Regions from separate parts of the Homo sapiens genome. Here region 1 is linked to region 2. A link is a loop called in an ENCODE intact Hi-C map of the cell type or tissue named here. Cell type or tissue: prostate gland. All regions are shown on one strand. Each heading gives the region's core, and the rest is flanking DNA. Links, peaks and the distances in the headings are about the cores only.

Evidence for each region. Hi-C counts contacts between places; a loop is a spot of excess contacts. Peaks named below come from ENCODE experiments on the same cell type or tissue, not always from the same donor. Only the 100,000 strongest peaks of a DNase experiment are listed, where the experiment ranks them.
Region 1: a loop joins it to region 2, with 3 times the contacts of the local background. A loop is called at or near these places in 1 of 110 quality-filtered maps.

The regions. Positions count from the first base shown.
Region 1 is chr15:27,942,543-27,947,448 of GRCh38, forward strand. The region is part of intron 18 of OCA2 (OCA2 melanosomal transmembrane protein); the gene reads right to left. Among named protein-coding and RNA genes, the nearest start is that of OCA2, 150 kb to the right of the region's middle. In prostate gland, for the core only: no CTCF peak of the experiment used is centred there; no DNase peak of the experiment used is centred there.
Region 2 is chr15:27,883,063-27,887,968 of GRCh38, forward strand. All of the region lies in intron 19 of OCA2 (OCA2 melanosomal transmembrane protein), which reads right to left. Among named protein-coding and RNA genes, the nearest start is that of OCA2, 210 kb to the right of the region's middle. In prostate gland, for the core only: no CTCF peak of the experiment used is centred there; a DNase peak (open chromatin) is centred at 2,338.

The sequences.
Region 1 (4,906 bases), core at 294-4,293, 59 kb after region 2:
TAGGATTATTTGGGGAATGAGGAAAGTGTTCTGGAATTGGATACTGACAATGGTTGTACAACTTTGTGAATATACTAAAATACACTGAATGATATAATTTTGCAAGATAAATTTTATGTTGTGTGAATTCTATATCTCCATTTTTAAAAAACTGAGTCATTCTCTCTCCCCCATGATTTCATTTCTTCAGTGTTATGATGAAATTTGGTAATTCTACCCACGGTGAGGATAGTAAGGAAAGCAGCTAATTATTCTAATTGACTTATAAATCCAAGATCCATATTATATTACTTTACATTATGTTATATTATATTGCATTATATTATATTTATCATCATTCTGAAATAATCTCTTGGATATTTACATTCATCTAAGATGAATATTTGATGAAAATTAGAATAGAGCCATCCAGGGATGTAAATATTTTTATTATCAGGTTAACACAAACTGTATGTAATAACTGCCTTAAATAGTTTACATATATCAGGGCTATTTTCTAATATGCCAAAGCCTTTCCAGTAAGAGCTCCTCATTTCTTTTGGGGATTTCATTAGGCCTTTCATCTGTAACTTTGTAAACCAAAAACAAATCTCTAAGCCCCTCAACCAACTGACGGACCCCCTCTCAGCCAAGGACATTTCAAAGAAATCTGAAAAACTAGTTCAGGGCATGAAGGGGGTCAGCCGTGCCTCACTGTACCCCACTCCCTTTGGAATTCAGACACAACTCACCAGCATTCACATTAAAACAGGGATCTTCAGACCGATAGAATAGATGTAGCAATAAGATACCAAATTCCATCCTGACTCTAGTATAACATCACATGACAGACAGCAGGCCCTGAAAGAAATCAAAGTATTTTACCCCAAAATACGCTTCTTTGACACATTTGGAGATGGCCTTGCAAAGTTGTCTTTTGTGGGGAAAATCTATATTCTGTAGAGAATCCCCTTCCCTTTCCAAAACCTTTCCCTAAGACTCTGGTAATTTTTTAGGTCTGATAAGAGCTCTGAAACCTGCTACCTGGAGGCTTCATCTGCATGATAAAAACCTTGGTCTCGGCACACGTATACATATGTAACTAACCTGCACAATGTGCACATGTGCCCTAAAACTTAAAGTATAATTTAAAAAAAAAAAAAAAAAAAACCTTGGTCTCTGCAACCCCATATCTTAACCCAGGCTCTTCTTTCTATTGATTCTGGGACTTTAGATAATAACTCTTTCAACCAATTGCCAATCAGAAAGTCTTTGAATCCACCTATGACCTGGAAGCCCTTATCCTGCCCCCTGCTTCGAGTTGTCGCACCTTGCCGGACTGAACCAATACACAACTTACATGTATTGGTGAATATCTTCCTGTAACTTCTGTCCTCCTAACATGTATAAAATCAAGCTGTAACTCAACCACCTTGGGTACATGTTCTCAGGATCTCCTGGAGTGGTGTCATGGGCCGTGTTCACTCATTTTTGCCTCAGAATAGATCTCTTCAAATAATTTACAGAGTTTCACTCTTTTCATCGACACCTTGACTATGGAAATTATCGTTTTTGGCTTTACCATTTGGTACCCTTGGCTTGTCTCCACATCAGAGCTCTGAAGGTCTTGGTGTCTAAATTAGCTGTGTAGTCCTTGCTGGCCCTAATGTGACTGAAACCACCTTTGCAAAAATTGCATCAGTGAGAAAATTATGACAGTGAGGGAGATCTGATCTATCCAATCCCCTTCTTGCCTCTAGCCTTCAAGCTGCCCTCAATTATTCTTGGGCTTAAGGCAAGCTAACTTTGGCAGACGTTTAGTTTATAGCTTAAATGATAACAGCCCTTCCCCAAAACTCAATTGCATTTGTAAAGCTAATCAAAGAACACCAGGCTAGGAGGATAGGAGAGACTGAATTCTGCTAAAGTGTAGACATAGAAGATTGCCAGCCATTATTCTGGAGGTCACAAGATATGCAACTTCCCCAGTTACTCCTGCAGATAACATCGCTATTGGAGAGCCTAAGACTGGCCTTTTGAGATACGTTTTCAGGGTTTTTGCATGTTTGAGACTGATGGCTCCACCTGGACTGGCCAGCTGCTCCTGTGGCTTACTCAGAAATGACTCTGCATGCAGGAGAACCATTTCCCACACCCCTATGATTTACACCCTCAACCAATTGGCAGCAAGCACCCATTGCCTAACCACCCTCCCCGCCATTCTTCCCCAAAATTGTCCTTGAAAAGCCCTAGCCTCCAAATCAGAGAGGCAGATTTCAGTAATAATACAACTCCCGTCTTCCATTTAGCCAGGTCCTACATGGGTAAAACTCCTTCCCTACTGCAACAACTCTGCCTCCATAAATCTGGTCTACCTCAGCAGTGGGCAAGAGGAACCCGCTGGACAGTTACATGAGTCCCTGGTAGAGTAAATATAGATCCATCTCCCCTCTAGAGAAGACGACCTAGGAGAGCAGCGATATGGTTTTTATGTTCACCACACTAGCCCCAATCAACCCCTAGGCCACTGCCTGCATGTGTTGTACAAATGCATGAATAAGTGAGAGGATGGATATGTGAATGGCTTAGCTGAAATGAATCTTACTAGAAACTAGAGTGCATAGAACATATATTAGGAAGCCTTGGGAATGTCTGTCCAGCTCATAGTGACCTCCTCTAAGAAGTATGCCTCAGCCACTCCAGGCCACATCTCACCACTTGTTCCCGTCCACCTGCTCAGAATTTCCTGTGCTAGGAGATGAAAGAAACCAACAAGGCCAAGCAGACTCCTCTTCGCCTGGAAATTGGGGGTTCAAAATAGCCATTTCTCTGTGTGTGGCTGAAATCGAGGTCCTATAAACTGGGAAACTGATCAGGCAAGCACTATTCTGCCATGAGCAGAAAAAAGATGCACTAACTGGTCACGGAGAAGCAAGGAGCTGAGGGCAGAGCACTGCAGATGCCGGGGTGGGTGGGCGCCCTCCATCCGGACCCTTCCTCCTTCCTGAGCCTGCCCCCAAGAGGCCCCAGTGTCCTTGGAGCCTGTCAGCCTGTTATTATTCTAATAATCCTCCATTTTGCTTAAGACAGATCCAATAGATTGCTTTATTTGTAGCTAAAAATACTTTCACAAAGACAACAATAAAATTGCTCAACCAGAGGGACACCAAGGGACAGGGAGAAGACCAGCAATTTCAAAACCATAATCAGGGAAATAATGACGGAAAATTTTCCAGAACTGAAATCTAATCAAACACATCATGAGAGAATCTGGGGTACATTCTGAACTAATTATCAAAGGAGGAGGCCTAGGAAACAGCTCATCAAGGCTCTGAATTTTAAGGCCAAAGATAACATTTTCAAGCCTGCCTCGCTGATTCTTTTCACAGGTTCATAATCAGTTATCCACAATCTTGAAACCCTAATTTCAGAAAAGCAAACTTTTTCTATATATTTTGATGTAAAAAAATTCAAAAAACCCTGACTTGAATAGGAATGAGGTTGTTTGCAGTCTTTATTTGTCCCACTTTGTGTAAATATTCATGTTTCACTGCAGAAATCATGCTCGGATGACAGGGTGCTGGCCCTGAACCTCTCAGGGTGTGTTACATTATATCCAAAATTCAGTATGCTCACTGAATTATCTTTCTAAAACACATAAAAAAATCTGAATTTTGAAACTTCTGGGGCTCAGAAAGCAATACCCCAAAATGAAGGCCTCAGAAGTGTTAAAGCAAGCTAACGATGGCCTGAGAAGGACTCTGTACTTCTCTATTTGAGTCCTTGTGGATGAACTGTAACCTAGCTTAATAGTCAGACAAAGCGAAAACCTAACTTAATAGTATGCACCTCTAACAATGGCTGAGTGTCAGCCAATCCCCGCAGCCATACTTCAACCACTCATAGGCTGCTGTATGTTCAAACTGTGTTCAAATAAGGCAAACGCCGAGCTGTAACCAATGTCACTGTTTCTGTACCTCACTTCCGATTCCCGTACGTCACTTTACCTTTTTTGTCTATAAGTTTGTTCTGACCATGAGGCACCCCTGGAGTCTCTGTGAATCTGCTGTGATTCTGGGGGCTGCCCAATTTGCGAATCGTTCATCATTCAATCAAACTCCTTTACATTTAATTCGGCTGAAGTTTTTGTTTTATCAGAAGGAAAAGTTTTCTCTGCCGTCCTCCTGCCTGCCCATCTCTCAGTCCCATTCTCCCCTGAGACTGCCAAAGACACTAGAATCTTTCCCAAGGCAGGTCATTGAAACCAGAATCCTTTTCTGCAAAGCCAGCCATAAAATCTAAAGTGTTATTCTCATTTTCCCTCTGCCTTTCTGTGTGAAAACTGGCCATGAAGAAACTGTCTGGCCTGCCTTGTTTGACTGTGGGTCCTACAACTCCCATTCCAGAAAGGGGCCTGCCCCACACTCAGAAGGAAGGAGTGCCGCTCAGAGAGGCCAGGAGGACCCTGGACAGACAGGCCCTGCTGGGTTTCCCACTCAGTCTATCAGTACCCAATCATACACTTTTTCTCCAATCCCATTTCTACATGGCTGTCCACACTTGGCTGAACCTAAGCTTTAACATGAACAATTTCTCCTGTATCTTTGGGTCTTCATTCTGAAGGCTCCTGTGTACACATGTTAAATGAATGTGTTTGCCTTTTCTCCTATTACTCTGCCTTCTGTGAGTTGGTTTTTCAGCAAAACTCAAGAGGCCCAAGGGGAAAGCTCTCCCTTGGCCCCTGTGAAACCCATCTGGCACTAAGGGTCTCATGCAGGCACTGCAGACCTCTGCAGAGCCAGCGCCCAGGCTGGGCTTGGTCTTGCTGTGCTGTGAGGTGATGGTCCCTGCACATTGGGAGCCACCTCTTTACCGGATGGGTGTGAACTGTGACCCTGGCCCTTGCTCACCCTTCTTTGCCATTGTG
Region 2 (4,906 bases), core at 348-4,347:
CTGGGGGGCTTCTTTGGCTCTCTCTTCTGGTTTTCCCCCACACTCCCTGGCCTGCAGGTGCTGCTCTCTCTGACTCCTCTGGGCCAAAAGATGGGGTTGCTACAGGATTACTAGCTACCTATGCCACCATGCCACTACATGATGAAGACTGGCTCTAGGGAGAAATCCAGGAGAGAAGAAAACAGGAAAACCACCCCGAGAGGGTCCCTTCTCCAGGTTTTAACATTCTCCACAATCTACCTGTTTATATTTTTCAGAGTCCATATGTAGTTGATTTTTGTCCAGTTTTCATTGTAATCAGAGGGAGGCGTGAGCTTTAGTAGGTTTACACGCCCTTAGCAGATTGGAATTCAACATTCTCTCTCATTATGACACCCGGTTAAAACACTCTTTTCTTGCCAATATCTAAAATTTTAAAATAAATTAAGTCGGCTACTGTTCCTGTGTCCAATCCTCCCCAACTGACCACCTAGAGTCCTGGGACCTCACGCCCCCTGCGGATCCCTCATCAGGGCGAGGGAGATCAACGAGCATCACACAACTCTGGATAAGGAGGAAAGGGCGCAGGGCTGCCTGCCTTCAGCCGGCATTTGAGAACCTGAACAGTCTCCATGACCATCAGGTGTACCATGGCAGAGGTACAAGCAGGCTGATATATCTCAGAAGTCAGGTAGACAGTCCCTGGGATCTCTGGGCTTCCTTTTATTGGATGCCCTGCAGCCTGCGTTTCTGTGCTGATGCTTCTGCTCATGATGTCCTGTCTCATTTTAAAATCATCTTCATCAAAATCTGACCTGAGCAAAAAGAAAAATCTGATTTTTTTGAACCTCTAAAATATATTGAAAGTTCTTACATGTTTAACAGCTGACATATTTAGCAATTTTCACAAGCATTTCAAATATATTATAATTGAATTATTTTAAATGAACTTGACTTATTATCTTTGGAGAATGTCAGAGCAAGGTTAGAAAGACTATCAAAATTAGTAAAAACTCATTATAAATCATCGTTACTGCAAACATTTAAAAATAAAAATGTGCCAGGCGTGGTGACTCACACTTGTAATCCCAGCACTTTGGGAAGCCAAGGTGGGCAGATCACTTGAGCTCAGGAGTTCAAGACCAGCCTGGTCAATGTGGCGAAACCTGTCTCTACAAAAAATAAAATTAACCAGACATGGTGGCGCAAGCCTGTAGTCCCAGCTCCAGAGGCTGAGGTGGGATGACTACTTGGGCCCGGGGAGTAGAGGTTGCAGTGAACCGAAATCGCACCACTGCACTCCAGCCTCAGTGACAGGGTGAGACCCTGTTTCAAAATAAATAAATAAGTAAAAATAAAAATGAAAATGCCTGTATGTCAATTTTCCTCCAAAATTATGCATGCATCTTCCCAGTAAACTTACTAATGATTCTGTTTGCAAGGCAGCACTTCCTTAAAGACTCAGATACAAGATAAAGTAAGTTAAATGACCCTCATGTTTATATGCCTGGCAGAAAAGCTAGGTGACCACTCTCGTTCTAAAAATAAACTTCTTGTTATGTTGTTCATTCACATTGGAATCAGAGATCCATTTAAAATCATCTGTAATTTAAAAACTAATCCTATTTTTGTATTCCATGAAAAAGAGATATTAGAAGTGACTTGAATCATTATTGAAAAGCACTAAATAAAGGGAAGAAAATAAAATTTATTTTGGGGGGATTTTGATAGTGATACGTATTTTTTTGTTTAGTTTCATTTCTGTGTTCTCATTTGTTTAGTTTTACTGCTAAGGGAGTATTTTCTCTTTCTGCTGTTTATTTCCCCAAAGGCAAGAAGAATGAGTTATTGTGTCGGTGAACTTAGAGACTGCACAGATCGGTGGCCACTCTGCCTCTGTGGGGTAGAGCACATGAGGACAACCGTGCCCTTCACCAGCATTCCTATGATGAAGCTTTACAGTGAATGAACTTTCTTTCACTCTTTTACATTATGTCATTTCTCAGATCTTAACATTTCTCAAGACAGTTAAGAATATAAAAGCTACATGACTTATGTTATAAGCCCTATAGTTTATGAGGAAAGGTAACTAATATTGAAAAATAACATACACCAGAAATGACAGTTAGCCAGGAAGAACTTGGAAGGCAGCAGGGAAGCCTGATTTAGGATTTGGCAAGAGTTATCAACTATTAACATGAAATTATTATATGCAACCTATAAATTAGAGCCTTTATCCTGCCTATTATCAGCACTATTCTTACTTTCAATGACAGAGTCTTGGCATGGCTAAAGATGTCCCACTGGCAGAGACACAAATAAATCCAGACCCATGGGAAGGCTTTCCAAACCCCCTTCACACCCAAAGGAGGAAATGAACACACAGGCATGAACAGGCCTGCATGGAGAATTCATCACTTAGGAACCAAGAAATCCCCAAAGCTTCCTAACACTGCTGAGAAATAACAAAGTTATCTTTTTCTCTTTCTTCTCAGCTTAAGAAATCTGATTAAATATCCTCACAAGAAGCCTTCTTAGGTGAATCCATGTGAGAACCACTCTCCTCACAGAACCTGTGAAAATTATGATGAATGACTATTACACCACTTGATATATGGTTTGATTTCTAAATATAAGTACACGTATTTCAAAAACGTGCAGTCCTCATGAGCCAGCATCCCATATTGCTTAGTCTCCATTCACTCCTTTATTTGTTTGATGTGCTTACTATGTGGCAGCACTGTCAGGACCACCCAGGATGCCACAGTGACCAAGATAGACACACATTTGCTGATCTCCTGGAGCTTATATTCTGGTGAAGGGAGACAGAGAAAAAGTTTATATATTCATATATTTGCCACAGATATATATTAGAGCATTATTACAATGTGTCATAGGTAATAATCTGTTGGAAGAAAAGGAACACAGGAAAGTAGTCAGCAATGATGGAAGAACTCCTTCCGCAGGGCCAGGGAAGGCTGCCCTGAGGATGGATATTTGAGGAGACTCTAGAGAGGTGAACCACCACCAGCATGCTTGGGAAGAGCATCCCACGTAGAGGTGACAAGTACAAATGCACATTCACCTAGCAAGAAGGCCACCGTGTCTGGGGTCCAGCCCCCTGAGGCAGGAAATTATATGTAAATGGCAGCTGCAGCCAGGTCATTTGTGGCTTTGTAAGTCATGGTTGAGGCTCTGGATTTTATTCCAAGTGAAAGAAGGACAACATGCTGCTATCAAAAGCACCAAAAGATCCAAGCAGCCCTTCAGGTCTAACTTTTCAACATCACAAGGAAAAAGAGGAAGCAGTGTCTCATTCAAGGTTCTCAAACCAAACGGCCGCTGAGAAGCCAATAAAGTTCCTTAATCTCTAGCAGAACCCTAAAATGCATGGCAACTCTTGTTTTATTCCTACTATTTATAATGGCAGGTTTAAATATGATTTAGTATATTTTTAAGCCAAAAATTAAGAGAATGCAACTATTATTTATAACTTCAAAACACTGAAAAACAAGATGCAAAGAAACTTTAACAATATACAACATCAGCACATGGGAAGAGGAAGTATCAAGGAAATACAATATAGCGAATATAAGGCATAACAGCAAATATTTTAAAGTTAGGTCCAATTATATGTTCTCTACTAGAAACAAATTAAAAACAAAATGACAGAGATTAAAAATAAACAAATGGGCAATTCCAAGGAACTTCCAGTCCAGACAAAATGATATAGACCCCAAACTCCCTGCTTACTCCTGCCAAGCACACCTATAAACCCTGGGAATAAAGCAAGAGGCAACTAAAGGAGAATTCGGAAAGGTGGTAAGAGGAGAGGAAACTGTTTGGGATCTGATATGGTTTGCCTCTGTGTCCCCACCCAAATCTCATCTGGTAGCTCCCATAATTCTCATGTGTTGTGGGAGGGACCTGGTGGGAGATAATTGAATCATGGGGGGCTGCTCTTTCCCAGCTGTTCTCATGACAGTGAATAAGTCTCACGAGACCTGATGGTTTTAAAACGGGAGTTTCCCTGCACAAGATCTCTCTCTCTGCCTGCCGCCATCCATGTAAGATGTGACTTGCTCTTCCTTGCCTTCTGCCATGATCGTGAGGCCTCCCCAGCCATGTTGACCTGTAAGTCCATTAAACCTCTTTCCTTTGTAAATTGCCCAGTCTGGGGTATGTCTTTATTAGCAGCATGAAAATGGACTAATACAGGAGCCCAGGAAAATGGGAACAGCACAGCTGCAGGGAGTATTTCATCCCTCAAAATCAGCATTTCCAGACCAACTCCCAATATAGCAAGAGAAGACAGCTAGGTGGGCTTGTTCCTCCCTTGGATGAAAATATATCAGGGGAACATGCCCCCCTGGCAAGTAAGATTAATAAAAGCCCTGCCAGCAAAGGTAACCATGGGGGGCACCCCATCCCCTACAAAGAGATACCAGTGACTGGACAGAACCTGAGGAGGGACCCCACTACACCTCACACCTGGGATCTCAGGCCAAGAGACACCCAGGTCAAGAGCCATGTGCTATGGTATTCTACTGGGAGACCTGTAAGTCCACTAAACCTCTTTTTTTTTTTTTTTTTGTAAATTGCCCAGTCTAGGGTATGTCTTTATCAGCAGCATGAAAATGGACTAATACAGGAGCCCGGGAAAATGGGAACAGCACAGCTGCAGGGTGCATTTTGTCCCTCAAAATCAGCATTTCCAGACCAACTCCCAACATAGCAAGAGAAGACAGCTAGGTGGGCTTGTTCCTCCCTTGGATGAAACAATACCAGGGGAACATGTCCCCCTGTCAAGTAAGATTAATAAAAGCTCTGCCAGCAAAGGTAACCATGGGGGGCACCCCATCCCCTACAAAGAGATATGTGGTGAGTGGACAGAACCTGAGGAGGGACCCCACTACACCTCACACCT